Regions from separate parts of the Mus musculus genome. Here region 2 is linked to region 1. A link is a contact called in ENCODE POLR2A ChIA-PET data. All regions are on one chromosome and are shown on one strand. Each heading gives the region's core, a stretch centred on a gene start or an enhancer-like site at or near the end of the contact. The rest is flanking DNA. Distances are from core to core; before and after follow the strand shown.

The links. ChIA-PET counts read pairs that join two places held with the same protein, here RNA polymerase II (POLR2A).
Region 2: POLR2A ChIA-PET joins it to region 1 with 56 read pairs in embryonic stem cell. The contact joins the promoter of Morn2 here to the enhancer-like site in region 1. POLR2A ChIA-PET finds 5 or more read pairs at or near these places in 4 of 5 experiments (Patski and embryonic stem cell).

Annotation. Positions count from the first base shown.
Region 1 is chr17:80,253,242-80,257,791 of GRCm38, forward strand. It overlaps Dhx57 (DEAH (Asp-Glu-Ala-Asp/His) box polypeptide 57), which reads right to left. Exons shown (of 24, transcript NM_001163759.1): 14 at 2,311-2,407; 15 at 1,024-1,197; 16 at 1-46. Among named protein-coding and RNA genes, the nearest start is that of Gm52289, 23 kb to the left of the region's middle. Within about 2 kb of position 2,155, at least 1 of the 3 ENCODE cell types and tissues checked has a DNase peak (open chromatin) inside an H3K27ac peak, as active enhancers do.
Region 2 is chr17:80,287,005-80,291,815 of GRCm38, forward strand. Morn2 (MORN repeat containing 2) reads left to right here and starts at 3,208. Exons shown (of 5, transcript NM_194269.2): 1 at 3,208-3,333. Dhx57 (DEAH (Asp-Glu-Ala-Asp/His) box polypeptide 57) reads right to left here and starts at 3,472. Exons shown (of 24, transcript NM_001163759.1): 1 at 3,052-3,472.

The DNA.
Region 1 (4,550 bases), core at 905-3,404:
CACGAACGTGTCCTCTAGACTTTCCATTCCTTTGCCTGCGTCGTATCTGGAAAGGAAAAGGAAATGCAAGCTTGAGTGATTCTGTGTGCATGAGTAATTCTTCAGACACTATCTCTCTCCACCCCCTCCATTAGTCTTTCTCTCTGAGACAAGGTCCCTCTTACAGGCCTGGGACTCGCCCAGTGGGGTAGGCTGGCTGACCAGTGAACATCAGTGATTCTCCTGTCTCTCCTTCCCCAGAACGGATGATACAAGTGCATGGTGCCACCTCTAGCTTTTTTCTTTTCTTTTCTTTTTCTTTTTTCTCTTCTCTTTTCTTCCTTCAATCCCTCCTTCTCTCCCCTCTTTCTTTCTTTTCTCTTCTTTCTCTTTCTTTCATTCTCTCCCTCTCTCTCCCCTTCCCCTCTCCCTCTTTCCCAGCTTCCCCCTCCCTCCCCGCCTTCCTTTTGAGACATGGTTTCTGTGTGTAGCCTTGGCTGTCCTCCAACTCACAGAGATCCACCTGCCTCTGCCTCCTGAGCACTGAGATCAAAGGCGTGCGCCACCACTGCCCGGCTCTTCCTTCCTTCTTAAGTGTGGTTCTGGGGATTGAGCATAGTTCCTGCAAGTGCTTTACTGAGCTACATTTAAGAATGTTGTCAAGACGACGGGGCACAGACAAGTGATCTTCCACCTTATTCCTGAGCTGTACAGTCTGGTCTACTGTGGGACCGTGGTGTAATTACTGCTGTGATGACTTAGGTCCGGTCTACTGTGGGACCATGGTGTAATTACTGCTGTGATGACTTAGGTCCGTCAGACACCACACACACTTGCTTTAGCCATTTCCTTCTCATCCAAGCTCATGGAAAAGTCACCTGGGAAAATGAATCCATTGCTTGTGATTGTGCATCCGTGTTTGACTTTCACATTCATGACGCTGGCCATGGAACCACATACAATATTCCTTTAGAGCACCGTGGCAGTAACCATTAAGAGCCGTGTTATCCTAAAAGAGGTTAGTCCCTCTGTTACTTCACCTACCTCTTTTCTTTCATCTTCCCAGAATCGATGACATACACAACATCATCAATGGTTATAGACGTCTCAGCAATGTTGGTGGAAATGATAATCTTAGTTACACCCATTGGAGGTTTCACAAACACCGCCTGCTGCTCTTCGCTGGATAATGATGAGTGCAGCGGGTGAATTACACATCTAAAAGGAAGTGCAGCACAGTAAGGACTCGGGCATGAGCCTTTGAGACTGACCGACCTTGCTGGGTACAGTTCTACTGAAATTAATTAAATGACTTCAAGAGTTGTGGCGGTTTGAATATGCTTGGCCCATGGGAAGTGGCACTATTAGGGGGTGTGGCCTTATTGGAGGTGTAGCTTTGTTAGAGGAAGTCTGTCACTGTGGAGGTGGGGCTTTGAGGTCTCATTTGTATACTTAAGTCAGGCCAGTGAGAGCTAGACACATTTCCTCCTGCTGTCTTTGGGTGAAGATATAGAACTCTCAACTCTTTCTCAGCACCCTGTCTGCCTGGGGCTGCCATGCTTCCTACCATGACGATAATTGACTGAACCTCTAAACCTGTAAGCTAGCCCTAGTCAACTCTTGTCCCTCATAAGAGCTGCCATGGTCATGGTGTCTCTTCTCATCAATGGAAATCCCAAGACAGCATCTGTCAGCTTTGAGCACAGCTTTCAAGGCTTAGCTCTTCAAGGTATGCGGGCTCCTTCTGTTCTCATAAAATACAGTCTTCCAGAAACAAAAACCTTGTACCGACCTGGGAAGCGTTCTGGGGTTATTCAGTAGTAAACCACCAAGAGGAATAAATGAATGATATTTTATAAGTAACGAGACTAAAACAAACTAACCAGCCAAGAATATTCTTTTGCCTTAAGTCCAGGGAAAGGGGGGCGAAGTGTGATGCAAGCTAGGGCAGTCATTGCTAAGTTGTTAGCTAGCTTTGCCCTCCTATGTGACGGCACATCCAGTGATCTCTCAAAACGGCAGCCTTTCTTTGTTAGAATTAATGCTGGCTTGCTCCAGCTCTCCCTCCTCAGAAATCGGACAACTGAAACTGCACGCAGCTCTGCTGAGTCACTATGATAAGTGAAGACAAATGTCTGTCCTTGACGGAGTGCAGGAACAGTTCCTGGAGCACAGAGGTCTCCCCTTTCTAGCTGGCATAAACAATCGCATGCTTGCGAGGTGACATCACAGTCTAAGGAGGGTGAGGCCGGCCGCCCGTAGGGACCTCCAGCTCTTCATCTCCAGCGATGGCTGCAGTGTATGACTGCAGATAAAAAGCAAGTGGCTTACCGGTGACTGCGTCTGTTGTTGAAAAGAGAGTTAGACTGTAGCTGCTCATAAAGCATCTTGATTTCTGCCAGCCCTGGTAAGAACACAAGGACAGCGCCTGGGAATAAAGAACGAATAAACAAACAAACAAACAAATGAACGAACGATCAAGGAAAGCTAACAGAGGTCACAAGATTGTTTTTAAACCTACAATCTGGTAACTTTTCACTATCAGCTTTTCTTTGGAAAACGTCAGTATTTAAATGAATATGAAATCACATTTTTTGTATATACTCTGATTTAATAAGGACAAAATAGTCTTACCCCTTTCCAATAGAAAACTGAGGTATAGAAAAGCATGCTTAAGTTATACAAGAAGCACAAGCCAAGCTCTGTGTATGTGCGTGTGTGTGCATGTGTGTTCCAAAACATCTGAGAACCAAAGCAAATGCCTTGCACACATCAGACCCAGTTAAGCTCTTAAGCATACTTCAGGACCGGGCCATCGTTATCTGTTTCTACTGTAGGAAAGTAACCTTTTAGACCAGAAGATTGTTCTGTTAATGAGATCAGACATTTTACTGGCTATGATAAAAACAAAACAAAACGAAACAGAAACTATAACGGTGGCCTTATCTGGTTATCTAAGGTTTAGACACATTTGAAAGAGACAGTATACTAACTAGCCATGCCTTATTAATCACTGAGGACCTTCAATATTGTCCATTAAAGAAAATAAGCAACAATAAGAGATTATAGCATGTTTCTGTCCTAACCGCAGTCTTTCCCCAATAGTTGCTTCTGTAGATTGCTGAGACCAAATCTCACTTGGTAGTTCAGGCTGTCCTTTAGCCTATGTAGCGTCTCCTGCCTCAATGGCCCATGTACTGGGTTACAGGCATGAGCCTCCATCCCCAGCTTCCTCTTGTGCTTCATTCATGAAGGCACATAACCTCTTCACTAAGGTCCCCTCAGGCTCACACATGAAGCAGAGTGCCTGTGCCAGCCAGCTGTGCAGCATGGATGTAAAACACATCTCCTGAACTCATTACCTACCGTCATGTCTCACTCTCCTCAGGAAACAAGGAAAGGAGTCGAAACCATCACAAAAACAGAGGAGGGCCAAACAGCACAGGAATTTTATTTTTTCCACACACATTACCTCACTTGGCCTTCACAAGCACCCTACATAGGAAGGGCATCAGTAGGAGACACTCCTCAGCCCTTGGCTAGGCCTTCACTGGCAAGCTGCCTGCCTTGATACAGACTTTCATTTTCTGGCCTCAGATCCATTCCACGCTCCTTTGCACTAAATTGACACACAACTTAAGAGTGGTAAGACAATGGATAGATAGATAGATAGATAGATAGGAAATTGTCTATTTTTGTCTACTTTATTGTTATCTATTCCTCCCTCATGGCTTGGCCACCTGTCAGGAATAGTTCTCATATTCACAAATATATCACTGATTCTTTTGTTGTTGTTTGTTTGTTTTGTTGTTGTTTGTGAGGCAGGGTCTCACTGTGTATTCCTGGCTAACCTGGAACTGCCTGTTGCTATGTCCACCAGGGTGGCCTTGAACTCAGAGACCTGTCTGCCTCTTCCTCCCAAGGGCTGGGATTAAAAGCATGTGCCACCATGCCTCGTGAGTTTTGGTAATTTTCTAAAATTTCTTTCTGGCTGGAATGTTTGTTTTAAAAATATATTTTTCTTTGGAATGAAACCAAGCCACCAGTCTATTGATAATGCATTAGCAACACCTGGCCACTTGCCAAGAGAAGAATTAATAAGGAACTTAGTAATTTGCATGGCTTTCAAGTTTCCTTAGAAAACATCATGAAGGTAAAGTCTAAACTGAGAGAGCAGCCATTACCATTGCTCCTAAGTACTATGTAGTGAGCATATAAAGTCTTTTATCGATCTATTATTCCACTCAATCAGCACCCAACCCTTCAACAAAAATTTTTTTAGTTAGGCATGGTGGTGTGCACCTTTAATCCCAGCATTTAAAAGGCAGAGGCAGGTGGCTTTTTGTGAATTCAAGGCCAGCCTGGTCTACATAATGAGTTCTAGGTTACCTAGAACCTCAAAGTGAGACCCTGTCTTAATTAAAAAAGTTCTATACTTAGATGTTCCATGCCTTTTCCTAGGAGCTAAGAGATACAGGAGAACAAGAAAGCCCTGCTCTTTTTGTTTTGGTTTGTCAAGACAGGGTCTGTCTGCATAGCTCTGGCTGTCCTGGAACTCGATCTGTAGAAAA
Region 2 (4,811 bases), core at 1,958-4,457, 35 kb after region 1:
TCAACAGAGGAATGGATACAGAAAATGTGGTACATCTACACAATGGAGTACTACTCAGCTATTAAAAAGAATGAATTTATGAAATTCCTAGACAAATGGATGGACCTGGAGGGCATCATCCTGAGTGAGGTAACACATTCACAAAGGAACTCACACAATATGTACTCACTGATAAGTGGATATTAGCCCCAAACCTAGGATTCCCAAGATATAAGATACAATTTGCTAAACACATGAAACTCAAGAAGAATGAAGACTGAAGTGTGGACACTATGCCCCTCCTTAGAATTGGGAACAAAACACCCATGGAAGGAGTTACAGAGACAAAGTTTGGAGCTGAGATGAAAGGATGGACCATGTAGAGACTGCCATATCCAGAGATCCATCCCGTAATCAGCATCCAAACGCTGACGCCATTGCATACACCAGCAAGATTTTATCGAAAGGACCCAGATGTAGCTGTCTCTTGTGAGACTATGCCGGGGCCTAGCAAACACAGAAGTGGATGCTCACAGTCAGCTAATGGATGGATCACAGGGCTCCCAATGGAGGAGCTAGAGAAAGAACCCAAGGAGCTAAAGGGATCTGCAACCCTATAGGTGGAACAACATTATGAACTAACCAGTACCCCGGAGCTCTTGACTCTAGCTGCATATGTATCAAAAGATGGCCTAGTCGGCCATCACTGGAAAGAGAGGCCCATTGGACACGCAAACTTTATATGCCCCAGTACAGGGGAATGCCAGGGCCAAAAAGGGGAAGTGGGTGGGTAGGGGAGTGGGGGTGGGTGGGTATGGGGGAATTTTGGTATAGCATTGGAAATGTAAATGAGCTAAATACCTAATAAAAAATGGAAAAAAAAAGATAAAAAGGTTCTAACAAAAAAAATTATTTAAGAGAACAAGGCTATTACAGAGTAGTTGCTGAATGCCTCACTCAATAACCTATGAGTGGATATATGAATAGGTGGAGAAAGTGAGCCATGAAATACTTGTGAAGAGAACATCCAAGCAGCAGCAATGACAGATGCGAAGGTTTCAAGCTCGGAACATCAATTAGCGCCCTGGGCCAGGTGCTGGGATGAGGCCAGAGTGCACAGAAGGAAATAATAGTTTCAGTTGGGCAACTATTACAGTCGTTCAGGTTAGAGAAAAGAAATGCAGTGTCTTAAAAATGGTGGGGAGGAAGACATAGGGTGTTTACATCGAAACTCCATTGGCTGTGGCTATGAGGGGCAGGAGGAAGTGCCTGTGTCAGGGAGACTTTGAGATAGAATGCTAGCTCCTCAGAAGTTTTACTGTTGGTTTGTGTAAACAGAGCAGAACATTTATACTAAATAGGCTACTCTGGCTTTGGTGGAATGCCGTGTGTGTGTGTGTGTGTGTGTGTGTGTGTGTGTGTGTGTTTAAGTAAAGCTTTCAACAAATGTTTTGGTAACTGATTCTTCTTTGCTGTGGTACCTGACTTCAGTATTAGCTGCATTGTGAGTGGTAGATAAAGGTGGTGGTTTGAGATTTGAATCCAAGACTGGTTAGTTTTTATACGAATGGCAGATTCCCTGGTGGGTGGGTCATTAGCTAGAATCAGGAAAGACAGTTTCTCCTAGGTGAGTGGGACCCCCCCTCCCCACAAGTGGCCAAACACCATAGAGAAACCAAACAAAAACACAAATAATGTCCTCTTTCAATTTAAAGTGTAAAACTTGCCAAGCAGTGGTGGCAGACACCTTTAGAGGCAGGTGGATCTGTGAGTTGGAAGCCAGCCTGGTCCACAGAGTGAGTTCCAAGCCAGCCAGGGCTACACAGAGAAACTGTCTTAGAAAACAAAAACAAACTAACAAACAACACCCCTCAATTATTTTAACTACTCTCTAACCCTAGATCCCCACTAGGCAAGACATCCTGAGCCCCAACCACGAGCTCTCCAAAGGACAGCAGTATATACATACACTCACAAAACCATAATGACATGAAATGATTAACATGTGACTGAAGGAATGGCACAAACTGAATTTTCAATAATCGCATTCTCCCACCCCCCTCCCCCCACCTTTATGTCTTTCCAGACAGGGTTTCTCTGTGTAAATAGCACTGGCTGCCCTGGAACTCGCTTTGTAGACCAGGTTGGCTTCAAACTTACAGAGATCCATCTGCCTCTGTTTCCAAAGGCGTGCACTACCACGCCCAGCTGCATATCGGGTTTTTGTCTTTTTGTTTTTTTTACGTAGGAAGAAAGGAAAACATCAAACATCTTACCACCCAAACCACCCAGCTGGGGTCAATTCATACATTGAGAAATGGCTGAGGAAAAAAAAAAGGCAAGAAGATTCTGTACTGACTTAAAACAAGTTGCCTCACACCAACCCAGAAAAGGTTACATTTTCAACTTGAGCTGTAATTTTCACGCAAAAATCTGAACCAAGATTTACCGATTATAGCGGCATCCGATATCACATTCCCCAGACGTTTTCTGTAGAATACAAATTAGGTTATCTAGTCCGCAGGGAGGAATCCCACTATCTATGTAGCCTGCTAAGATTTCATCTTTCTTTACCATAGACACTGGATCCAAGTTTGGCTCTAAAAGGATCCTTTGTTTCACACCCAAGTTTGGCTCCCACGTACAGCATCGTCAAGCTGAGGTGATGAAAACTGAACCCACACCGCTTGCCTCCCAGGCAAACCTCTGACCACTATACATTCCCCCAGCTCCATTCAGATACCTAGTCATGCAAGGTTCCTTTCTTCAACATCCATCTTCTCCAACCCTTTCCCCAAACAGCCCCTCGGGTCGCCACCGAGCCACAGACAGGAAATGGGGCTGGCGCCCCTCCTTTTCAACCTTGCTCGGAGCCGTGGGTGTGGACGACCTCGACTGCAGATCCCGGGGTTCCCCAGGATTCTGCAGGTCCAGGTTCACTGCCCCTGGGCTGACAGGCAGGACCATAGGGGCTGCATGGTCCTCGGATGTGATCACTAGAGAGGGGAGGCGGCAGGCGGGCCTGGCAACCCCGAACCCGCGCGGCCCCGCACATGCCACGTCAGGCCGTACCTGGCTCGTAGCGTTGCTGGCTGCGGAGCTCAGGAGGCGGCACCCAGGGTCGGGGTCCGGGCTGGGTTCAGCTTCCCTCTTGGACCTCACCCGCAGCAGCCGCCCCGCCCAGGTGTCTTCTGATTGGCTTCTTGCACTTTTGCTTCCGGGTGAGAGGTCGCCCGGTCGCCCCAGCAACCGAGGCCCGCTCTGTCCTAGAGCCCAGCTCCCTCCAGCCTGCCGAGCTGGCGAGCCTAGGGGAATCGCAGAGTCGCGAAAGCCTGTCCTTCACGTCTCCATCAAGTGAGTGCGCTTCCTCTCGGGAGCTGATGGACCCGGAGCCAGCCGCAGCATCCACTCTGGGGTGGAGGGGCACCGACAGCCCGGCGTCGGGGGATCCGGAGATACAGCGTGGGCCCCCGAGTCTGTGGGTTCGCTGTGCCTATCACTCCGGATTTGTTTCCTTTACGGTGCCAGATCAATGGCAGAGGTTCCTGCTAACTCACATAATCCAGAAATTTGAATGTGGAAACGTCACCCCCTTATTTAGAGAATATTAGTTTCTGTAATCGAACTCACACAGATAAGGTTTTACCTATGTAATACAGTGAAGTAAGCCTGTACAAATGGAAAAGAAATTAGCTTGATGTTTCTAGACTAATATGGCTGCTGATTTTGGTACAATGACAACTCAACATGGTTGAAAACACAAGTACAGTTTTCAAAAATTAAACGTGTGTTTAATATATATACATATTTAATATATTATATAATATATATTAACATATAATATATTAATATTATTTTAAATATAGGTATATGTTTATATGTGTATATATTTATATATGTGTATATATTTTTATATATGTATATATATCTATGTATATGTATAAAGAGCAATAATAGTATGTTATGCATCAGTAATAACAACAGCTTTTTCAGGTCCTGTAGTCATCTGAACAAAATTGTAGACGTCTAGCCTCGCCTTAAAAACAAACAAACAGAAAAACACCACCAAACAACTAGAAACAGCACAGGTCTGTGACCATTAGGGTACCAGCACAATATATATATGTATATAAGTATACACATATACATACATGTGTGTGTATTGTACATATATAATTATATGTATATTATATATATGTATGTATATTATAGACATATAATTAGCTTTTAAATCATCTGTAAAGAAGACATCCTGAGTAATATTGGAACCATCTTTGATAAAGCTACCAATTCATATCATGCAGCAGGTAGGAGATATTTTACACTCACATGATACAGTGCTGCCCCCACATTTGTAACACTAGAGGGCGAAAAAGGCATTTGAGACTTCTTTTTACTTTTTTCAGCAGAGGGCCAAATGCTGGTGTGACATAGCTCTGTAAAAGAAGTGCACTCTTTTAGATAGGAATTCCTTTCAGTAGTGTTCAAAGTATTACACTCTCACGAAACAACAAACAAACAAACAAAACCAAAAAAAAAAAAACCCTGAAAACCAAAAAGGGGAAACATTTCCCCGAGATAAAGCCGTACAAGACTATGCTCATCAAACGTGGAAATCTGAAGAGCGGTTGAGGACTGCTTCATTTCCTGTATGATCAGTTGTGTTTAGTAGTGTCCTGCTTAGTAGGCGTTTAATGATTCTGTCTCAAGAGCCATTCATTCCCTAGATAAGCATTTTCTGTTTGTACTCAATACCGAGTCAGGTGGTGGGAGGACATTTCATCGATCTATGGTCCCTATTTTAGTGTAGGTGACTAACTACACATAAGCAT